2 separate regions of the Mus musculus genome follow, and region 2 is linked to region 1. The links are chromatin loops, found by intact Hi-C in ENCODE. Cell type or tissue: left cerebral cortex. All regions are shown on one strand. Each heading gives the region's core, and the rest is flanking DNA. Links, peaks and the distances in the headings are about the cores only. Region 1 holds the start of Atp1a3 (ATPase, Na+/K+ transporting, alpha 3 polypeptide). Region 2 overlaps Grik5 (glutamate receptor, ionotropic, kainate 5 (gamma 2)).

Region 1 (15,258 bases), core at 1-8,000:
CTCCAACAAAGAGTCTAGGGCATGGGAAGGACAGAGGCGGGAAGGAGAGCCAGGGGAGTGAGGAGAATTCAAGGAAGGAGGGGTGTGGAGGACCCCAGAGGCTGAGAGCAGGATGCTGAAATGAACGGCTGGTGTGGGGGTGCACTCGGGAGGCAGAGGCAGGCAGACAGACAAAGCCCAAGGGCTTCATAATCCTGGCATTGGGAAGCCGAGGAAGGAGGATTGCCACAGTTGGCCTCAGCCTCTCAAGTGGTAGCACTGTGAGCACCCCACTCAGCCCATATCATAGCCATGTAAGACCATCATCCAGGGGCCGTTTTATTCCCTATGGTCTCCAAGAGGAGTGGTATATGTCCAAAGAGGGAAGCAGGGGAGGAAGTGCCTGGGCCAGATTTCACTATGGTTTCCCTGGGAAAGGCAGGGCAGATATATAAATACAACAGAGAAGGGAACGGGGAATCTAGGATAAGAGAAAGGACAGAGGAGGGACTGGCTGTTTTGAATCATGTTTGTAGGTTTGGAATATGGGGACTGTTTGTTGGTTTGCTTGCTTAGTATGTGTGATACTGAGGCTAGAGGCCAGGGCCTCACATGTGCCAGGCAAACATCTACCACGAAGCCCTATGTCTACCCCGCCACTGAGCTGCTTAGGTTCATCTTCACCCTTGCATTTTACTTTCTAAGACAGGGTCTTACTAAGTCTCCTGTCTGGCCTTGAGTTCACCCCTCAGCCCAGGATGGCTTTGACCTTGAATCCTCCTGCCTCAGCCTTCGAAGAAGCTAGGGTCAAAGGTCAGCAACCCCAGGCCTCTCTAGATTCACTACTATTTGGTTTGTATGTTTGGTCTCTAAAACTTGGCTGGTTCTCAGAGGTACAGCCTTCCACCCCCCTGTAAGAGCCTGGGACATCAAACACCCCGAGTCAAGAATCAAAAGCATAATGCACACACTTAGTGGCGGCTGGCAGCAGGCCGCTCAGTTCCTCGAAGGAGGGCCTCTCCTCGGGGCTGCCTAAGTGCCCTCTGCATCTCATGTCCGCCAGCAAATGATCCAAGCAGGAGCAAGACAGGCAGGAAATAGGCCATTCTGGCCACATCCTGTCACTCAGAGCAACCCTGATGGAATGTCAGAGAGGGGAAAGACTTAGAGACTAGATACCGTATCGCCCAAATGTGCATTTTCCCCCACTCCAACAATTATTGTTGGTTTGGTTTTTGTTTTAGTTTTGTTTATTTATCTGTGATTTCGGATGTGCATCTGTACATCATAACCCAGAGTTTGGATCTGAGTGTGGCAATAGAAGCCAACTTTTGGGATTCAGTTCTCTCCCTCTGCCATGTGGGTCCATCAGACTCCATGGCTCAGCCATCTTCCTGACCCCAGTTTGGATTTCTGAGACAAGGTCTTGCTATGTAGCCCCTGCTGGAACTCACTGTGTAGCTCATGTTGACCTGAAACTTATAGTGATCCTCCTGTCTCAGCTTCTAAAGCGCTGGGATTTCAGGTAGGTGTCACCACACCCAGCTCCAAAGTTTGTAAATGCAGCGCCTTCTCTGATGTCCCCTGGGGTGCGTGAGAGTGCAGTAATGTAATGCCAAATGTCAGAGCTTGCACTCAGCCCCCACCCCCACCCCCAGGCAGAGCCCGGAGTGGAGTTGGCTCACATCCCCCTGCTCCAGCCTGCCGAAGTAGGGACGATAATATCCACAGCCCCCTCACAGGGCTTCCTACTCACCTTGTCTCCCTCCAGTCAGTCCTCAGCACAGATCAAGCGATCTGACAGAGCCAGCAGCCCTCTACTTGAGCTCTCCAGTGGCTCCTGTTGGACCCTGGAGTACATCAAAAGCCTTGTAATGGTCTAGTGGCCTGACCCAGCTGGTCTCCACCCTCTGGCCTCATCTCCTCCCCTCACTCCTCCCAAGGCAGGCCTCGCCTCACTCAGTACCTTTGCATTGGAGAATGCCCAGGTCCTTTTTCATGGGGCACACCCTTTACATAAAGATCTCACTTAGGGCTTCCTCATCTGCCCTGCCTCAGAGACAGTATCCTGCCCACCCACACTCTACCTGTGTTATTTCTCTCTGAAGCACTTATCTGACAGAGCGTCTATGTTTTTATTTGTTCTTTTCTGTCTATGCATACTTAAGGAGGGCTGGGGGGGGTATTTTTGTTTGTTTGTTTGGTTGGTTGGTTTTGGCTTTTGTTTTTCCCAGATTCCTGGGTTTGGAACCCAGAACCTTAGACGTTTTGGGCAAGCCCTCTACCGCTGACCGATATCCCAAGTCCTAAGAGTTCTGTTTTATTCTTTCCTATAACACGGGTGCCTGGCACTCAATAAATATGCCTGTAGTAGTGTGGGGCAGAAATGGTGTGTGGCGTGGTCATGGCAGTCAGAGCATCTTGTTTGGAAAGACAAGAGTCAGAAAGTAAAAGGCAGAGTCAGGGACAAACCCAAGGAAAGATGGGGCAGAGAGAGGGATACAGGGGATGGTGGGGGTGCGGTACAGGAAGCGAAAGCCTTGGCGGAAGGAACAGAATTGGGAGGGGAGAGGTGCAGAAGGTGCAGAAAAGAGGTGGGGGCGGAAAGGGAGGACGCGGCGGGCCTCGAAGTGACTGTCCCGCCGCCCCCAGGTGTCGGTGTGCCAGGAGATGCTGCAGGAGCTACGCCACGCCGTGTCTTGCCGAAAGACCTCGCGTTCCCGCCGGCGCCGGCGCCCTGGTGGCCCGAGCCGGGCCCTGCTGTCGCTGCGCGCAGTCCGCGAGATGCGACTCAGCAACGGCAAGCTCTACTCGGCCGGCGCGGGCGGGGACGCGGGCGCGCACGGGGGTCCGCAGCGCCTCCTGGACGACCCCGGACCTCCTGGGGGACCCCGGCCCCAGGCTCCCACGCCCTGCACGCACGTGCGCGTCTGCCAGGAGTGCAGGCGCATCCAGGCGCTGCGAGCTTCGGGGGCCGGGGCGCCCCCACGTGGCCTGGGCACCCCAGCCGAAGCCACCAGCCCGCCTCGGCCGCGGCCAGGCCCCACCGGACCCCGCGAGCTGACCGAGCACGAATGACCGTGGACGGGGCCGGGCGTGCGCCCCGACTGACTGCAGGGACGCGATGCGCCCCAGACGGACAGGACGCCGCGATTTTGCCTTCAATTCCTGGTGAAGTCCGAGCCCGGCTCCGGAGCAGGCCTGCGCCTCCTAGTGGACTTGAGCAAGGGTGTCGCGGACGCCCGCATTCTATCCCGCACCGTGGACGGGAGGAGCGCAGAGACCGAGGACTCTAAGGGCCACGGACTGTGGGGGCTGCTCCCGGAGTTGGAAAGCGGTCCGCGGGGAGGACCCCAACCTGGGACTGCCCAGATGCCCCAAGACTTGACACGGCTCTCCACACTTCTGGAGGTGGGGAGGGCCTCTGGACATGTGGGTGTCCCCTGGTGCCCCTCTCTTCTCTTTCTCTCTTTTTTGGGGGGAGAAACCTCAGAAATTTCTATGAGACGCCCCCAGGGAGAGGGTCTCTTGGGCCCCTATACCTCCCCCTGCCACATCCCAGTCCTGTTGGAATAAAAAAAAGAACAAAACCCCAAAACTGGGAATACCTGGGTTTTATTTTCTGGGGGAGGGAGGTCAATGGACGTTTTTAGACCCTGGGAGTTTACCGAAAACAGCAAGAGATTTGCACACTCGCCACCTTGCACAATGCCCGCTGCATGCAGGTCAGCTCAGGTCCCAGCAGCCGCCCCCTCTCCATTGACCTTCTCAGGACAGAAGGAGGCTGCGACAGAGACCCTGAGACAGATGGAGAGATGCAGGATCTGAGAAGGCGGAGTAATTGGGAGGGAAGACTCGAAAGAACGAAACCAGATGGGGCTGGGGGGATGGGAGAGCCTGGAAATTGTTCCTGTTAAAGCCGGAGGTGGCCCCTATAGTGGGAATGTGGGACTGGGCTATAGTGAATTGAGAGCTTGGGAGTCGCGTGTGTGACCCCTGTGAAGCCACCTTCAAGAATGACTAGCCCTTGAAGTCATATCTCTCTCCAGCCCTCAAGAGAGGACGTGAGGAAGGGGGAGAGGGGGAAGGGGACTGAGGGATGGTTGAGCAGAGAGAAGGGTGGGTCTGCCTTCTGTCCCCGCCTTCCTCACCACTCTGGAGGTTTCTCTGGAGAAAGGACGACTGAAGGTCACACAGCGGGAACCAGAACGAGGCCGAGCAGAAACGGGAGAGAGATGCAGCGGGGGCGGGGAAGAAGCAGACGGGTAGAGAAGAGGGAAAAGATCTTGATGCGGGCAAAATAGGTGAGGGCTGGAAAGAGAGGCGAGAAGAGGGTGGGCAGAGAGAGAGAGAGACTCTGAGAGGCGAAGAGATTGCAGAAGGGGACACATTCCTGGGAGCGCGACTCAAATGAAACAGGGAAGGGAAAGGGCACAGGGGGTTAAGGTGACAGACAGAAAGACATAGAAAGCTAAAGGAAGACCCGAGGGGACCCGAAGGATGAAGAAGACCAGATTAAGAACCGGCAGCTGGCGGAGCCCGCCCTTCAACCTTTACAAGGACTCGGGAGCTGTCCGTTCAGCACCCCGCCTCCCATACCAGGCTCATAGCCTTCCGTGGTCCCCCTGCAGAAGGACACGCCCCAAGGTCCCCCTCTTTCCCCGCCCTCCCGTGTCAGTCTGCTTCGTGCGGTGTCCTCAGTCTCCACTTGGCCGCTTCTGTATCTCAGACTTTTGGTGTGTGTGTCATCCGAGGCCAGATCCAGCGGCTTTGCTGTCTCTGTATCTCTAAGAGACTGATTAATCACCCTGTCCTGGGGCTGGATGCAGTTGAAGTGGCTGTCATTGCGGATTTTTCTGTTTGCACCCCCCTCTCTTTGTGCTCTTCTCTATTTTTGAACCCACCGAATTTATCCTCTTTTTCTCTCTACATTTGGCAAACCTATCCTCTGCCCAGCAATCTAAGGTGCCCTGTGTCTCTGTCACCCTCACTGAACATGCCTGCCACAGTCTCCCTGGCTGTTCGTTCATCTCTGCCTTGGCAAATCCTCTGTCATGCCTCTGTAATTCTCTATCTAGGTGGTTCCTGTCCGTATCTCCTCTCTCTCTCCCCCTTCTTCCTCTCACTGAGCTCTTCCGCCCTCCTCCATCCCTGTGACCTTCCAAAGTCTCCCCACCCCCCTTCTGCAGAGTCTCGCATTGGGAGCGTTATGCACCAGTCATCAGTTTAGTCAGCCTTGTGTCTAAGGAAGAATTACATGAAGGAGCCTGAGCCTGTGTCTGGGGTGGGACCTCCAGCCCAGTTAGAAGGCAGGAGGAGCATGCATCTCCTGAGATCTACGACCCTCCTGCCTCCACCCGCCCCAGCCCTTCCCTGCATCTCTAACCTGTCCTCTGTGGACCAGGCACAGACCTCCAGGCTTATTACATCTTGAGAGAAGGAAAGGATAAATGAATAAATGTTGGTAAAAATCCCTCCATCCCATGGGTAAGGAACAGACTTGAGGAAGGGGTGTCTGAGACCCCCCCCCCCTCAGACACCTGCACCTGTGCTGAAAGGTGGGGCTCCTTCTCCTTCCCTTGTCTCCATGGCAACAAGCCGGATCTGCAGGCCCAACCTCCTTTGCTGCAGAGTCAGCCTCCCTGTTACCATGGCAACAGGGGACCGCAGGAGGGATGGGAATGGGCCAGAGAACAGGGTTGTGATGAAGCTCTAGGTGCTGGGGGAAGCCCCCTTCCTCCTTCTAATGTGGTACTATCTCTATTCCTGCCCAAGGCCATCACTCTGTGTCTCTGTGTCCCTCCTTTCCCATGTCCCCTTGAGGTCAGGATCATCTTACTCCTCAAACCCCTTTTTGAGCAAGGTCTCACCATGTATTTCCTGGTTGTCTTGGTGCTTTCTGTGAAGACCTGGCTGGCCTTGAACTCATAAAGATCTGCCATAAAGACTGCTTTTCTGAGTGCTGGGATTAAAGGCATGTTCCACCATGGCCATCAGATCCTTAATCTTAGCATGCACCAAACCCTGCATAGTCAACTCACTCCCTGCTCCTGGCCAGAGTTCTCGTTCCCCACCCCTGTCTTCTACCAGCATCCCCAGAGAGAGTCTAAAATGTTCCCATGAGCAAAATGTTGTCAAGGTGGGCATGGGAGACTGACTCCTCAGGCTCGGATGAGGAGGATAATGGGTGCTGTGTGTGAGAGGCAGGCCTGAGAGCATGGACAAGCAGGAGGCGGGACACAAGCGCATCCTTTTATACACACGGGGATGTGGGTGTGGTGTGTGGGTAGGAGCATTGGGATATGTTTGAAGGTGCAACAAACTCCTGCATCATGACAGCGCAGTAATGTAGGATGTGTGAGATGGTCTCTCGTGGCTGAGTTCTGAATGACTCTGTTATGTGTGAGTGTGTGCACTTTTTTGCCTGTCATTCACAGCAGTTATCTGGCCTGTTTGTACAGCAAGCCTTTTCTCATGCCCCAAACACACCGGGGTATGTGCAAGTGTGTTTGATGGTATTGTATGTTTGTGCGCCAGTGGCCACAGAGGCCTCTGTGAGTGTCTGGAGGAAATGTGGGTCTTATGCTTGCGCAATGGTGCTAAGTGAAGCAATCTCTTGGCTCTCTGTGTGAGATGGTGCAAGGTCAGCTGTGGTGCAGTGTGTGATGGGAGTCTGTGAGGTGGTGTTCTGAGGGCGTGGGCTCTCCACAGCACTTCCGCATCGTGACTGGGTTTCTCTTGTGGTGTGATGGGTGTGAGCTCTTTATAGATTCTCCTTTGGCTGGTTTTTGAGCCTCTGGTTGAAAGATCATGGTGGTGGTGGTGGTGGTGGTGGTGTGTGTGTGGTGTGACTGGGATGTGGTTGAGAGCCTTTGGTGGTACACGTGGAGGTGATGGTGGTACCTGCATGGTGGGGGCATTTCCAGGCCCCCTGGTATGTTCTTGTGGCTTTGTGTCTCCTTTGTGCTGTGTGTGGTGATGCATCTTTGGTAGTTCAGTCATGGGGACACAGTGCAGAGGATATTAGGACCCCCTCCCACCTCCGCAACACCCCTCCACATGTCTCCCCATCAGGCATTATCTTCTTCCTGAACAGTGTCAAACATAGACTCCTGGGGTCCCTTCTACATACTGCAAGATGGTGGCACTCTGGGGCCCTGCATTACTGCAATTCACTGGGCCTTTCCTCCCACCCTGTATCTACCCCACTCCCAGAAGGAGGCAGATTCCAGGGTGCCTCACCCTCAAAGCCTCGGTCCCTAAGATACCTCCCTATATTGAGGGGGGGTCTCTGAGTCCCCACCCTGGGGATGTCCGGGATCACCCCCCCCCCCCGCACTGTGCTCAGCTTCTCAGTGGCCGCCACTTTGCAGAAACAAGGTTGGAGCGGTGAGGGGGGGAAGGGGGAGTACAGCTGCAGTACTGGGGGCCGGGCCGCAAGCTGTCCGTCTGCTCAGTACTGCTCCTGATTGGCCGGAGCCGCCTCCCCCCGCGGGCGCGGGCATATGAGGAGGCGGAGGCCCCGGCCGCCGCAGCCTCTGTGCGGTGGGACCCACGGACCGACAGACGCACGCTCCCACCGCGGCGCGGGCGCTGCAGAGGCCCCCAGCCCGAGCCCGCGCCTGAGCCCATCCTGCGGCCACCGCTCATCAGTCTGAACGCCGCTCTTCCCGCGGAGCCGCCAAGATGGGGGTAGGTGCAGGGGTCGGCTGGACTCTGTGTGCGTGACATCGTGTCCAGTGACTTTGGCTGTGTGCCGGAGTTGGGGTCTCCTGCCCTCCTGAGCCCTGGGGCCGAGTCTGCGGGGACCCGGGAGCCGGCTGACCTGACTAGTTTGTGTGGCTGGGAAAGTGGGCTATTGAGTCGAAGGGGGAATCTGTGGCGCATGTTGGAGGCTTTGTCCACGGGGGGGCGGAGGGCTGGCCCTTAGCATCTCGGTTTGACCTTGTGCGGTTGCTCGTGTGCCCCTTGCATGAGTGTGGCGGCACGAGTGCAAATGCTTGAGGGCGAATGTGTGTGCGCGTGCTTCCGGCTTAATTAATGCAGCCCTAACAGGGTCTGCAGCCATCTGTGCACCCCCTCCCATCTCAAAGCCCGCTACCTGTCTGGGTGTGTCTGAGAGCTATGCCAGTGTTTAGGGGTCATCAAGACCCCATCCCCTCCCCTGGTTCAATGGAGACAGATACAGGTTATGAGTTAGACATAAGATGACCTCTCTTTCTCCTTGCAGACCTGGATAAGGGTGATCTGCAGTGACAGACCTGGGGCTGCAGAGGTTTCGCAGCCCCTAATCTGGGGGGGGGGGGGCGCGTACAGACATGAGGGCTGGGAAGAGGGGGAGGAGCAGGAGATGGCTGGCAGACAAGTGCCTGGCTGAGGGTGTGCAAGCACAGCCGTGTGGTGGGGGTGGGGGGAGCTCGCATGCCTGCTATGTCCTTGCCTCCGTGTCCGTGTGTCCTTCTCTGTCTGTGCATCTCTCCAGCAGATGCAGCCTCCTTCCTTGACCGACCACTTGACCCCTGCAGCAGCTCTGGATTCCTCCCTGTGTGTCTGGGGTGGGGCTTGGGGAGGGCTGTCAGAGAAGGAAGTGGATGGATTGGGGGGACCCCTCCCCGGGTAAAGAGAAAGGGGTCAGCATGGGGAGCCAAAGGGAACATGAACGGTGGGGAGAAAGATGGCGGATGAAGGGCCTACGGATGAAGATGGGGGATGGAACTGCAGATCTGTGGGCTGGGTGGGTGAGGGGGGATGGGAGGGAGGGCTAGATGGGGGAGGGTTAGGAGAGAAAGGGGGAAGTGAGAGTCAGTGATGGCTTTCAGGTAAGTGGAATGAAGTGGGGGGGGTACGGATGGTTGGGAGAGAAGAGAGGGCGCAGGGCTTTGGGAAAGGGGGGTCTTAGAGAAATGGGGATGGGAAGGGAAGGAAATGATTTAGATGTGAGAGAGACAGACAAGGCAGAAACAGAAAGAGACATTGAAAACCAAAAAAAAAAAAAGGGACAAGACATCGAGACAAAGAGAGAGACAGACGTGGAAAGACACAGAGAGACCAAAGGAGAAACTGAAAGAAACCAACCAACCAACCAAACAAACAAACAAATAAAAAATACACTTGAGTAGTGGAAAGAAGAGGCAGAGGTTAGACCGGGAGGTCAAGGTAGGCCTTGGTCAAGGTTTTAGAAAAGACAGTGGCAGGTACCCCGAGATGGGGGTGGGGAGGGCAGAGGCTGCGTGAGCCATGCAGGTTTCAAGGAGGTGGACGGACGCCGTGGAAAATGGCTAGGAGCTGCAGTGGCAGGCTGCAATGAGGCAGACAGAGCCCCCACCCCTAGAGGTGCTCCCACCCTGCAGTGTGCCCATCTGAGCTTCCTGTCTTTCCTGGGAACGCCTCAGTTCCTCATGCCAACAGATGGAAGCCACCCTAGGGGAATCTGCTCATGGCAAGGGCAAGAAGAAGCTGAGGCTTGGTCCCTGGGGACATGGATGCGACTGTCCTCCCAGGGGACTGGACTCCCAGTCTTCCCTTCTCAGATATGAGGGTTCAGGCCTTCAACCCATTCCCTCAGACTCAGGAGGCCAGGCCCAGCATCCTCCCTCACACCTAGGAGTCCAGGCCCCAGACCTTCTGTGTCGGAGCCAGAAGTTGAGCCCTCTATTTCTCATAAAGACCCACACTGCAGCTCCCAGTGATTTGGGGACAGGGCAGCTGATTCCCCTGCCACCCGGCTCACTTCTCCCCTTGACCTCAAGACTGGCTGTTTTCACATCCCTCCACATGTCTGCCTCATCTGCGGGGGCTGACACAACGCCCTGCAGCCCATACGTGCCTCCTTGTCTGAGACGCAGTATTGCTGCAGGGCTGGCCTGGAGCCAAGCTCCCAGCTCCCCGGTGCACTCTTCCTTGGTGGTCCCAGGCTTCCAGGGCTACAGCCCTTCTCTAGGTTCCGAAGGCAGCTCTGGGTCTGGGGGCAGACAGCAGGCAAGTCTGGTTGCTACAAGGTCACGAGGAGATTAGCGCTGAGCTGCACTGAGCCTCCGATCCCAGCTTGGCCCTGGGCCTGCAGGATCTGTCAGCATCCCTTTGCCTCAGCCCACCTCTCCTGCCAGCCTCGGACACCACGCTCCCCACCTGCCCAGGCCACCAAATAAGAATTCAGTTCAGACCTAAGGCTTTTTTTTCTTGCTCTTCCATACCCCAAATCTACCCCCTCCCAATTCCTACTTATTCCTCGAGGGCAGAGCATGCCCATGCCCGTTCAAGACTGTCTGCAGTACACAGCTGTCTGCAGGAGAGAAGTCAGGTTCATATCTTGTCCATGGAGTCTCTTGGGAATGACTACTTACATGTGGCACACTGCCTCCCATGGGAGAGCCTTTGTCCCATGTCATTTGGAGTGCCCTCTCCTCTCATGATTTGCCTGGCTCTGTGTGTGTGTGTGTGTGTGTGTGTGTGTGTGTGTGTGTGTGTGGTCTCCCAAGATCGTCTGAGTCCTTTGAGACATCCACAGTCTCAGGTCAAACAAAGAGCTGGGGAGACAGGCAGTGACCTCCACGGAGACCTTGTGCTGGAAAAGCAGGTACCAAAGGCAGGAAGAGAGAAATAAGTAGAGCAGGGAGAGACAGACTCACAGACACAGAGCTGGGCATCCTGACAGACAGACATTTAAGAGGCAGGAGAAAGAAGGACATCAGGAATTTGAGACTAGCTTGTTCTACATAGTGAGACACCTGCTGGAGATGATAGATAGATAGATAGATAGATAGATAGATAGATAGATAGATAGATAGATAGATAGTCAGATAGACAGACAGATAGACAGACAGATAGATAGACAGAATATTCTAAGAGAGAAGACTCTAGAGTGAGACAGATACATAGAGGGAGGGAGAGAGGAAGATTCCAGAATGAGATAGGAGCAGAGACAGACAGACAGACAGAGAAAGATCTAGAGTGACAGACAACCCAGAGAAGAGAGGTGAGAACTAGACAGTGACCTCAGGAAATACTCTCAAGAGATGACAACTGCAACACCCAGACAGAGCAAATCAACAGCCAACACAGGCCCTCAGAGATGATCTGCAATCCCAGCAGACTCTGGGAAAGAGAGGAGCCCAGAGGCTCGGGGATGGGAAGAGCCAGGGACTAAAAAGAGACGAGGCAGGCTCATACTCAAAGACAGCATCAAAGGAGGGGAGAGAGGGAGGAGAAGAGCTGCCTAGATGAGGCACAGCTAGGCGAGGGGGCAGGGGTAGAAAGAGACAGAGATGAGCTGGCAAGTTAGAAATACAGATCAAAAGAGGAGAGTTGGCCACAAAATCTGGAAAGTTCAAGAGGCCCAAGAAGAAGACAAAGGATACATAGAATGCTAGGAGGGCAGCTCAGTGGGCAGCGTACCTGCCTGCCTGCCTGCCTGCCTGCCTGCCTTACACAGAGCTCTGGGTTCTGTCAGTCAGTCACTAGCACTGTGTAAACAGTGCATGGTAGTGTAGGCCTGTTATCCCAGCCCTGCAGAGGTGGAGGCAGGAGGATGAGAAATTCAAGTTTTAGCCTTGACTATATAGGAAGGTCAAGGCCAGCTTAGACTATATAGGACTTTGTCTCAAATGTACATGTGCACACACACACACAAAAGCTGGACATGGTAGTTCATGACCATAATCCCACCACTTGGGAGGTTGAGGCAGGAGGATTGTCATGAGTTCTCATCTGGGATCTATAGTGATTTCTGGAAGAGCTTTGGCTAAAAAAATAAGAGCCCATTTCCAATAATAATAATAATAGCTATTATTATTGGAATTAATAATAATAACAACAATAATAGTTAGAATTAATAATAATTCCAACAATAATAATTATTATTAGAATTATTATTATTAACAATAATAATAATAAGCCAGAGAATAGGCTCAGTGAGCAGCAAAGGGGTTTTCCTCTTAGCCTGGTGACCTGCATTTGACTCCCAAGCACACAATGAAAGGCTATCCTCTGACCTCCACACAAACACACTAAATAAATAAATAAGTAAATAATAAAAGATTTTTTGGAAATAAAATGGCAAAGGGGAGAGATTCACAAACATGAGAGACAGACAGGAACCCTGAGTCCCAAAGATAACCTCAATGGAAGCAGACACAGTGAGACCCTGAGAGACATAGAGATAACCCCAGTCTAGAGATACAGAGGCCAGGCCAAGATGAGAGCCGGGGCACGCAGGGCCGGTGTCGCTCTGGAACCCCTTCTCGCCCGCAGTCTGGTGGTTCTGACAGCTACCGTGTCGCCACCTCGCAGGACAAAAAAGATGACAAGAGCTCGCCCAAGAAGAGCAAGGCCAAAGAGCGCCGGGACCTGGATGACCTCAAGAAGGAAGTGGCTATGGTAAGTGCCGCTCCCTTGCTAGTGCTATCCCAGAATCGTTCCATCCACCCGAAGAACCTGTGTCTCACAATCTCCCCCAAACCATTCTTCAGACAGAGCACAAGATGTCAGTAGAAGAGGTCTGCCGGAAATACAATACTGACTGCGTGCAGGTGAGGATGGGCGGAGCCAGGGCTGATGGGAGTTGGGTCTGAGGGAGGAGGGCTCTGGGTACTCGAGGGTGCTTGTTTTGATGTGGGGTGCCAGGGCTTCTCAGGGAAGGTTTCTATATGAGCCCCATATCTTCTTTAGGGTCTGACACACAGTAAAGCCCAGGAGATCCTAGCCCGGGATGGGCCTAACGCCCTCACACCACCGCCCACCACCCCAGAATGGGTCAAGTTCTGCCGGCAGCTGTTTGGTGGCTTCTCTATCCTGCTGTGGATCGGGGCAATCCTTTGCTTCCTGGCCTATGGCATCCAGGCAGGGACGGAGGATGACCCTTCCGGTGACAATGTGAGTGTGCCCCACCACCCTGGCCTGTCTGTGTAAAACCCCACACATTGAAGAACACACCCACAGCCCGCCTAGACTCCCCACCTCCCATCATCCAACTGTCACAATTGCCTCTGAGAAAACAAGGTCAAAAATAAAGAAACCGCAGCTCCCTGCAGCCTCCTAAGTCAGCTGGGGTGTAGCTCAGTGGTGGGGTATTTATTTCGCAAGCTCTCATGAGAACCTGGCCTCCGTTCTCTGCATTCATACAGGACGTGTGGTGGCATGCAGCTGTTACCCCCCCCACACACACACACACAGGGAACTGAGACAGGAAGGTCATGAGTTCAAGTCCAGCCTAGGCTAAATAGCAGACTGCTGTCTCAAAAAATGTTGGCTAGGGAAATGACTTCATCAGTAAGGCACTGGCTGTACAACCAGGGGGAGGCTTGCTTAAGTCCCCAGCGCCCACACAAAGCAGGGAACTGGCATGTATCTGTAATACCAAAACTTCACAGGGCTGGAGAGGTGGCCCAGTGACTAGGAGAACTTGCCTTGCAGAGGACCTGGGTTCAGTTCCCAACACTCGCTCACTTGCCACCATCCATAACTACAGTTCCAGGGGTTGGGTCCAGTGCCCCCTCCTGAACTCTATGGCAGCAGGCACCATGGTGTGCAAGCGTATATATGTATATGTATATGTATATGTATACGTATATAAATAGACCTTTTTTTTTTTTTTTTTTTTTTTTTTTTTTGGTTTTTCGAGACAGGGTTTCTCTGTGTAGCTTTGGCTGTCCTGGAACTCACTTTGTAGACCAGGCTGGCCTCGAACTCAGAAATCCGCCTGCCTCTGCCTCCCAAGTGCTGGGATTAAAGGCGTGCGCCACCACGCCCGGCTTAAATAGATCTTTTAAAAACCAAACAAAACCCAAAAGGCCCTCTCTCAAAGTAGATGGTGAAGACCAATACCAAATGTCATCTGACTTCCACAAGTGTGCCACGGTGTGTGCTCACATGCACACGCATGTGCGCACTCACACACACACACACACACACACACACACACACACACACTCAGGCAGCCCGGACAAAATCAGGATCCACAGAGCCAGCATGATGGCCCACACCTGTCAGGCCAGCATCAGGGACTCCAACCCAGAAGGATCAAAAGTTCAAGGCCAGAGCCCGGCGGTGGGGGCACCTGCCTCCTTTCATCCCAGCACTTGGGAGGCAGAGGCAAACAGATCTCTGTGGGTTCCAGGTCTTCCTGGTTTAGTGAGTTCCAGAACAGCCAGGACTACCCAGAGAAACCCTGTCTCAAAATAAGTAAGTAAATTAATTAATTAAAATACAAATAAACACAAAACGACAGGCTAACAAATACACTCAAACACACATTCTTACAACTGCAAGGCGAGGCCTTCAGGCACACAAGCAGACAGACAGACAGAGAGACACACACAGAGAGAACAAGGACACAGATGTGTTCACGAAGCTCCCTCACAGACTCCAGTGACCCCGGGATGGAGGCAGGGGGCGGTTAGGGCTGCCGTAACGCCCTGTCCTGCCGTGTCCCCACAGCTGTACCTGGGCATAGTGCTGGCCGCAGTCGTGATCATCACCGGCTGCTTCTCCTACTACCAAGAAGCCAAGAGTTCTAAGATCATGGAGTCCTTCAAGAACATGGTCCCCCAGGTAAAGAGGGCTCGGCAAGGGGGGCTGTGCCAGGGACTCCCTCCCTGGCAGACGGAGGTTGAGAGGGGACTGTTCTGTGTCTCACACGCAGCAAGCCCTTGTGATCCGGGAAGGTGAAAAGATGCAGGTGAATGCGGAGGAGGTGGTGGTCGGGGACCTGGTGGAGATCAAGGGTGGTGACCGGGTGCCAGCTGACCTGCGCATCATCTCGGCCCATGGCTGCAAGGTGAGGCAATGCCTCAGGTTCCAGCTCCATTTTTTTCTCTGAAGAATAAGGAGGGAAAATAAATCCCTGAATGTCTCCTACAGACAGACCCCAGTTCCAGGCCCCAGCCCTCCTCCCTCAGACCCAGAAGTCCAGGCCCTGCCCTCCTCCCTCAGACCCAGAAGTCCAGGCCCTGCCCTCCTCCCTCAGACCCAGAAGTCCAGGCCCTGCCCTCCTCCCTCAGACCCAGAAGTCCAGGCCCTGCCCTCCTCCCTCAGACCCAGAAGTCCAGGCCCTGCCCTCCTCCCTCAGACCCAGAAGTCCAGGCTCTGCTCTCCTCCCTCAGACCCATGCCTGGGTCCATGCCCTGCCCTCCTCCCTCAGACCCAGAAGTCCAGGCTCTGCCCTCCTCCCTCAGACCCATGCCTGGGTCCATGCCCTGCCCTCCTCCCTCAGACCCAGAAGTCCAGGCCCTGCCCTCCTCCCTCAGACCCAGAAGTCCAGGCCCTGCCCTCCTCCCTCAGACC
Region 2 (8,000 bases), core at 1-8,000, 55 kb before region 1:
CCTTTCTCAGGCCCAGGAACCTGGCCCCTCCCAACTCCTGTCTCCTCTCAGCTGCAATCCTGGACGACCAGACCGTGTGTGGCCGTGGTGAGCGTCTGGCCCTGGCCCTGGCCCGAGAGCAGATCAATGGGATCATCGAGGTCCCAGCCAAGGCCAGAGTGGAAGTAGACATCTTTGAGCTGCAGCGGGACAGCCAGTACGAGACCACGGACACCAGTGAGCGGGGCCTCAGGGGCGTGGGGTGAGGCAGGGCAGGTGGGGCCTCCTCAGCTCAGCCTTGTTCCCATCCCCTGCACCTGCTCCTTCCTTGCCTGGCTGGCTCTGTCTCACAAAGTGGCTGCAGCTGGGGTGACAGGCCCAGGCACTGAGGCATGGGGCTTTAAAACTCCCTGGTGGGTCAGGAAAGGTGTTCTGGAACAGTCTAGTCTGGGGCCTGCTGCAGGTGAGCAGGAGGTGGAGTACGTACAGTCCCAGATCACCCTGCAGAGCAGGCTTGCCCTGTGGTAGGTCGGGCTGCAGAAGTGTCTGTCGATGCTCACGGACTCGTAAATGGCAGTGCCTGCTATCCTACTTCGCTTTTTGTGGCCGTAATAAAACACTGTCCAAAATCAACTTGTGGAGGAAAGGGTTCATTTTAGATTGCAGGTTAAATAGGCCAGTATGGAGGCAAGCCAGGACAAGAACTCAAAGCAGGAAACTGTGGAGGCAGGAACTGGAGCAGAGGCCATGGAGGAGCGCTGCTTACTGGCTGACTCCTCTTGGCTTGCTTTCCTACATACCCCCACATCCACCTGCCCAGGGGCAACACCCCCCCACAGCTGAGCCCTCCCACTTCAGTCATTAATCAGTTACCCTCATAGACTTGCCTGTAGGCCAGTCTGATGGAGGAAGCTGCTCTGTCGTGGTTCCCGCTTCCCCATGACTGTAGTTTATGTCAGGTTGACAAAAACTAAGCAGCACACTCGCCTAGCTGTGCTGGGATCATAGTTCTTTGCAACCTTCTGCATTAAAACACATTTTAGTAAGGCAGTCTTGGCACACACCTTTAATCCCAGCACTCGGGAGGCAGAGGTAGGTGGATTTCTGGGAGTTAGAGGCCAGCCTGGTCTACACAGAGAAAGACCCTGCCTCGAAAAACAAAAGAAAAAAAAAAAAAAAACGATAAGACATGTTTCTATACTGGGCATGGTGGCTCCACCTGTATCTCAGCACTTGGAAGGCTGAGGCAGGAGAGTTTGCCTGAATTTTAAGCCAATCTTGGCTACACAGTGAGTTTTAGGCTAGCCTGAGCTATCGAGTAAGATCCTGCCTGAAAAAAATAAACCAAACCCAAACTCAAACTCAAAACAGCAGACTGGTTAGGACCGAGATGTGCTCCACTGAGTGTTCATAATACATAGGTTTGACTCTAAGCACAATACATAAACAAATGTGTAAACAATTTGCTTTCTCAAGAGTCTTATCAAGAGCTTTGTTAGAGCATGTGGGTTTCAAATCGCCAACGGGGAGAATGGGGTGGACTGTGTTTCAGGCTTTTTGACTGGTACATCACAGACACAGTCTAGAAGAAGCTGAGCTGGATGGAGGCTTGAAGAGGCAGAGGGTAGAACAGGTGTGCACTTAGAGTTGAGCCAAGGAACAGGGTGTGAGGTGAGGCCATCTTGACCAGCTGGAGTCCGTGTGTGTTTGAGGGGATCCTGAAAATGAAGCCAAGTCTGAGGAAAGCGGGGACCCACAGTCAAAGGGAGATTCCTGACATGTCTGTAAAGTAACTGGACCTAGCCATTCGTGAAATAATCCTAGGAAATCGTGAATTCCGTAGCCACTGATTAGTCCATAGTCCTCTCAGTGGCGTGGTCTGATTTCTATTATCCGTTCTCTGTGTCACTCTCCTTCCCTCCATTAACCCCACCATGGCCTCACACATTCTAGGCAAGCTTTCCAAACAACCCAGTCAGGCTGTTCTCAGGCTATCCTGAGATCCTGTCATGGCTCACTCATAGCAGCTAAATGGGATGTCATGTCTCCATCAGACTCCTTCCTTCTGTGCCCTCCGTGTTGTGGGTCCTACTGCACAGGACCAGATACCTGAAAATGGTCCTTGCTTTTCATCTCTCTCCCGCCTCTTATTTGTCTCCGGACTCTTTTCCTGTCCATCTCCTCTACGTCCTCTGTAACCTTGCCCTACTTGGGGATGGCCAGCTTAAGGCACACATCACCCACCTCATTCACCGCTCATATTCAGCTTCAAGTGCCGGTTTCACAGGGAGGGCATAATGGGTAGTAGAGTGACTGAAGAAGTTGGGAGGGAGAAGAAGACAGTTCTTGGTTTGCAGTTCAAAAGGAAGCTCACAGAGCTGAGCACAGTGGTTCAGGCCTGTAGTCCCAGAACTTGGAGGCCCAGGCAGGAAGGGTATGATATGAGTTCAAGGCTAAGTCTTGTTTACATCTAAGATCCAGGACACTCTGGGCTGTATACCTTGCCTCAGTGTATGCACACACACATACACACACCATGGTGTCCACATGCTTTCCCATGTTCTCTTGGCTTGGCCTGTCTCTCCGTGGCTTTTCCCCCCATGGCTCCCTCTGTATGAGCAGGCCAGGGACTGGTCTTCTGGGGTCCAGGCTGGTGGAGGGGAACCCACAGCTCTCACCCTCTGGATCCTCTCTTGGACCAGGTCAGTTTCCTGAGGGTGGGGCAGGAGCAGAAGCAGAGGGTCCCTGACTCTGGTTTCTTCTCTGCTCTTCACAGTGTGTCAGATCCTGCCCAAGGGGGTTGTATCTGTCTTGGGACCCTCCTCCAGCCCAGCTTCTGCCTCCACCGTGAGCCATATCTGTGGGGAGAAGGAGGTGAGATTGGGCATGGTGGGAGAGGGTTTGGGGGTGAGATTTGAATCCCTGGCAAACAACATCTCCCTTTCTGTCCAGATTCCCCACATCAAGGTGGGTCCTGAGGAGACGCCCCGCCTTCAGTACCTTCGCTTCGCATCTGTCAGCCTGTACCCCAGTAATGAAGATGTCAGCCTGGCAGTCTCCCGAATCCTCAAGTCCTTTAACTACCCCTCAGCTAGCCTCATCTGCGCCAAGGCTGAGTGTGAGCAAGAACTGGGTCTTCTGTTCCCATTCTCTTTAGGCATTCCTTCCTAAGAGCCCTGGTGTTCCACGGGGTTCCCTCTATCTTTCCCCTTCAGGAACTGGGACATTGGTTCCATAGACCCCAGTACCCCCTTGCCCCTGAGAGACCCACGTGACAGTGAACCCCTTTTGCCCGGCTCTCATGAGGATCTTTCAGGATAGCAGGGGCAGTGCTGGCATGTAACTTTTAAACATGTATTATTAATTTTGAATTAGTGTACAAAATGTTAGATTTTATTTGACATGTTCATGTGTACTATGTCATTTTGCTTATAACTGCCCTCTGCATGCAGCTCTTGGTCTAGGGAAGGTCTCAGGTATTATTAATTTTGAATTAGTGTACAAAATGTTAGATTTTATTTGACATGTTCATGTGTACTATGTCATTTTGCTTATAACTGCCCTCTGCATGCAGCTCTTGGTCTAGGGAAGGTCTCAGGCCACAGAGTGTTCCAGGAGCTCAGAGTCCCAGGGCGCAGACACAGAGCTGCCAGGAGATGTACGGGGCCTATGGAAGGGGTTCTGAGCCATCTGGCAGGCTCAGAGCCCATATCCTAGGAATGCTACCTCTAAGCTGAACTTGAAGCATTGGAGAGCATGTTCTGATCAGGGGCCTTGGTGGGACAGAGGTGGAGAGCCCCAGAATACAGCCCCCAGGAGGTCCCCAGGCCAGAGTGTGGAACAGTGAAGTGAGAGGTCAGAGAATCCTTGGAGATTTCAAAGCAACAGCACAGAATGAGGAGACATGGTCAGATCTGTTTATAGAGAAGTGACAGACATAGCAACATACGTGTATCAGAGAGACCAGAAGGATGCAGAAGGAGAAGTGGGTTAGGTGAGATGGTGGCAGTTGGTTGTCGAGCCAAGCCTCCTTGAGGAGAGTTGGATGGGGCAGGGCAGGGTGTGCAGGTCGTGGGTGATACCAGAACTCAGGAGAGAGGAGGAGAGCAGTCTGTTCAAGTGAGCACATTGGCTGTGATGTTCAAGTGTGGTGGCCTGGGGGCGGGTTGTGAGTGTGGAGTTGGGGGAGGGTACCGAGCCTTGGAGCTCCTAGAAGGAAGTTCTCTTTCTGGAGGTTCTCGCTGAGCAGCTGCTGTGTGTCAGACTCTCGTGGTAGGACAGGCACGAGAGAGGTAGGCACAAATGGTTGTCCTTGTCAGACCTTGCCAATGACAGAAGTCAGGCAAAACCTATGTCTGGTTGGTAAGGTCAGTTCTCTGGAGAAGGAGGAAGGTCCTAAGTTTGGAGTAGCGGTAGGGAAAGTGGTGGCTGTGGGCCTCTCAGAGACGTTGTCATCTAAGGAAAGAAAGATCAAGGATCAGCAGGAACCTGGAGAAATGGGGTTCCAGGTAGAGGGACAGCCAGGCTAAGGCCACAGGACGGAAGGCTGACTGTGGGACAAGGAGACCCATGTGGCTGGACCAAGTGCAAGCATTAAATGACAGAGGGGATGAGAAGCTTGGCACAGATCAGAGCCACATCTGTTTGCATCACTCTGGCTACTGCGTGGGGAGCAGACTCAAGCAAGTGTGGCCAATGCAGGAGGAGAGAGATAGCGGTGGCTTATGCCAGGGCGGCAACAGACCGTGTGGTGTGGTCTGACAGGCTGTGATGTGTTTTGAAGATAGAGTCTGGGTAAGTGAGGGAAAGAAAGAGGCTGCCATCAATGTTCTGGCCAGAGAACAGGCACATGGCGATGGGTTGTCACCTGAAGGATGAAGACAGGTGGAAGGAGACAGTTACCTGCTGTGTCAGACATTCCATTGAGTGGTCAGGAAGAGGTAGGTCAGATACCTGGAAATCTGGGAAGATTTTTTACAGGGGGTTTCACTTGGGAATCCCTCAAAGAATTAAGTCCCCAAGCCCAGTGTCCAAGAGCCCCAGCTGTTCCAGAGACAGCCACGTCACCTTCTGAGCATGCCCTCCAGTCTTAGGCCCAGCTGCCATTGCTGGAAGAGGAAGGAACATCTGTGGGCTGTGTCTAGGGAGGCAGAAGGAAGGGTTCTAACACAGGGCCCAACCCTCCTTCAGGCCTGCTGCGGCTAGAAGAACTGGTGCGAGGCTTCCTCATCTCCAAGGAGACACTGTCCGTGAGGATGCTTGATGACAGCCGGGACCCCACGCCGCTACTCAAGGAGATCCGAGATGACAAAGTGTCCACCATCATCATTGATGCCAATGCGTCCATCTCCCACCTTGTCCTCCGTAAGGTGGGTCTCCTCCTCTTATTTTCCATAGAACTGGGGGTACAGATAACCTCAGTGGTGGGAAGTGGGCTTTGTAGGGTCTGTTTTGCAGCTCCCTGGTCACATGACCTGGGACAGTCCCTTATTTTGTCTGTGAAACGCAGCCATCAGTTGGTCTTACCTCTTTGGCTTGTGAGGGTGGTAAGCCTAAGCAGGGCAAGTCCTTAGTCATGTTGGCCCAGAGTAGACATCTTAGTCATCAGCCTATAGGACTCTGTTGTTGCTAAGGGTTTGTTTCCTTTTAAAAAGATTTATTATTTTAATTATGTATAGGTGGGGGAGGGGTATGTGCACATAAGTGCTGGTCCCTTTGGAAGACAGAGGTGTGGGAGTCCCCTGGGATTGGTGTTACAGGCAGTTATGAGCCAAGTGGGTGCCAGGAATCAAACTTGGGTCTTCTGCAGCTACGGTACACTTTCTTAACTGCAGAGCCATCCCTCTAGCCACTGTTGTTTTTGAGGTGAGATCTTTCTTCCGGTAGTTCAGGCTGATCTTGAACTTGAGAACTTTTAGGGTTTTCCTTGGAGCTCTATGTATATCTTTTTTTTTTTTTTCCCTGAGACAGGGTTTCTCTGTGTAGCCCTGGCTGTCCTGGAACTCACTCTGTAGACCAGGCTGGCCTCGGACTCAGAGATCCGCCTGCCTCTGCCTCCCAAGTGCTGGGATTAAAGGCATGCGCCACCACGCCCGGCTTCTGTGTATATCCTTAACTGGGACTCTCCCCCACCACTCAGGGCAGATATGTTGAACATCATATAGACATGGAAGCTGGGCTTCTAGAGGCAAGGGCCCAGAGCACCAGGACCTTTCCCCCTGGGCTTAACACATGCCATCCATCAGTGAGCCACACTCATTAATCATTCATTCCCTTCCCTGGGCTTAATTTTTCTTTATAATCAAATTTGTATTATTTTTCTCCATTTGTTTTTCATTTATTTTTCTCTTAATTAAAACCATATGTCACTGCTGATTGTAGGCTGCTGGAAGAAGTGTTGATCAGGCTCTTGAGGATATAGAGGGCTTAGGGAAGACTCTCTGGGTTGACAGACCTCCTGGGCAGAGACCGAAGCCTCTCCCAGGGTACTGTGTGCATTGAGGTCTCCTCTCTTCTGTCTTGCCCATCCCTGATACCCATGTGCGCAAGCCCAGCTTCTACCCCACTAGAAGTACAAGCTGGAGCCCTGAAATGTTAGAATTCTCCTGTGCGGTCAGGATGGGAAGTTCTTATGTGAGGAGCCTCATGCAGCCTGTCCTCCTGGAGAATCATAAGATGGAGAGAGCTTAAAGAAGGGACCTGAAATTCTAATTGATTGCCTCAACTGCAGAATTTCATTTTCTCCTCTCCCTCCCTCCCTTCCTCCCTCCCCCCCCTCCTTCCTTCTTTCCTCCTCTCCCTTCCTTTCCTATCCTCCTCTCTCCTTGCCTTCACTCCCTGCCCCTCCCTCCTTCTCTTTTTCTTTTGGTATTTTTGGGGATCGAATCTGTGGCCTTGTATCTGTTAGTTGAGGGCTCTGCCACTGAGCTGGATCCTTAGCCATTCCACCTCATTTGAGCCAAGATCTTCCAAAGTTGCCAGTCTGGCCTTAAGCTCACTCTGTAGCCCAGACAGGTTTAAGCCATTTGAATAGCTGGGATTACAGGTCCATGCCCCCAGGCCCAGCACCCGGGTTCTTTTCTGATGGATGATCAACCAAGCTGAGCCCTAAACACTGGCAGTGCCCATGACATTGGATGTCTTAGGCTAAGGTTTCTGTCCCTACCTGCCCCATGTCCCAGGCTTCCATTTGTCCCCGGTAGGAAGTTTTGAGTGCCTTCACTGGAAACAGTAGACATTCGAGGGCCCCGCTCTCTGCTCTGCCTGGCACCAGTCAGCATGGTGGAATGCAAGGGACCCAAGTCCCTTCTACCCTCACTTGTGTCTCCTGCTTGCTCATTTTGTCTGGGTGTCTCTTACTGTGTTTTCTACTGGGTGTCTCCTCACCAGGCCTGTCTCTAAATCTCTCTTCCCCTCTTGGGTTCCCCCGTTCTCTGCCTCTCGGCCTCTCCTGTGTTCTCCAGGCTTCGGAGCTGGGAATGACCTCAGCGTTTTACAAGTACATCCTCACCACCATGGTACGTACTCTGACCTATACCCCTCCCCAACTCCCACCTACCTCACTTCCCTACTTCATTCCTGCTTCAGGCCTTACCACTCTTCTTCTTGGTCCCAGGACTTTCCCATCCTGCATCTGGATGGTATCGTGGAGGACTCCTCCAACATCCTGGGCTTTTCCATGTTCAACACCTCCCACCCCTTCTACCCAGAGTTTGTGCGCAGCCTCAACATGTCCTGGAGGGAGAACTGTGAAGCCAGCACCTATCCTGGCCCTGCGGTGAGCATACAGATACCCACTGGCACGTGAGACACACTGTGCACTGACTCTGGGGACGGCTTGCGAATCTCATTCTGATCATACCCAAGACCTCATAGTGAGGCCCCATGATGAGTCTGACCCAGACTTCCTCTCAATATCTCAAGCTTCTCCATCATCAACCCAGGGCAGGCATGGCCTCCGGCCGTTTGTGCTCCCCCACCACTGCCCCATCTCCTACGCATCTCCTGCAGAACCAGCACCT

Evidence for each region. Hi-C counts contacts between places; a loop is a spot of excess contacts. Peaks named below come from ENCODE experiments on the same cell type or tissue, not always from the same donor. Only the 100,000 strongest peaks of a DNase experiment are listed, where the experiment ranks them.
Region 2: a loop joins it to region 1, with 4 times the contacts of the local background. A loop is called at or near these places in 4 of 42 quality-filtered maps.

What each region holds. Positions count from the first base shown.
Region 1 is chr7:24,998,168-25,013,425 of GRCm38, reverse strand. It overlaps Atp1a3 (ATPase, Na+/K+ transporting, alpha 3 polypeptide), which reads left to right and starts at 7,489. Exons shown (of 23, transcript NM_001290469.1): 1 at 7,489-7,671; 2 at 12,268-12,354; 3 at 12,447-12,506; 4 at 12,646-12,849; 5 at 14,413-14,526; 6 at 14,618-14,752. The coding sequence starts at 7,666. Grik5 (glutamate receptor, ionotropic, kainate 5 (gamma 2)) reads left to right here. Exons shown (of 20, transcript NM_008168.2): 20 at 2,632-3,577. The coding sequence ends at 3,057. In left cerebral cortex, for the core only: CTCF peaks have their summits at 2,985 (motif pointing left) and 3,194 (motif pointing left); DNase peaks (open chromatin) are centred at 6,604, 7,125, 7,436, 7,948 and 10 more places; H3K4me3 peaks cover 3,975 bases; H3K27ac peaks cover 6,467 bases.
Region 2 is chr7:25,060,226-25,068,225 of GRCm38, reverse strand. It overlaps Grik5 (glutamate receptor, ionotropic, kainate 5 (gamma 2)), which reads left to right. Exons shown (of 20, transcript NM_008168.2): 3 at 52-216; 4 at 2,756-2,853; 5 at 2,932-3,097; 6 at 5,170-5,348; 7 at 7,443-7,496; 8 at 7,595-7,756. Among named protein-coding and RNA genes, the nearest start is that of Grik5, 8.1 kb to the left of the region's middle. In left cerebral cortex, for the core only: no CTCF peak of the experiment used is centred there; DNase peaks (open chromatin) are centred at 4,123 and 4,642; H3K27ac peaks cover 1,421 bases.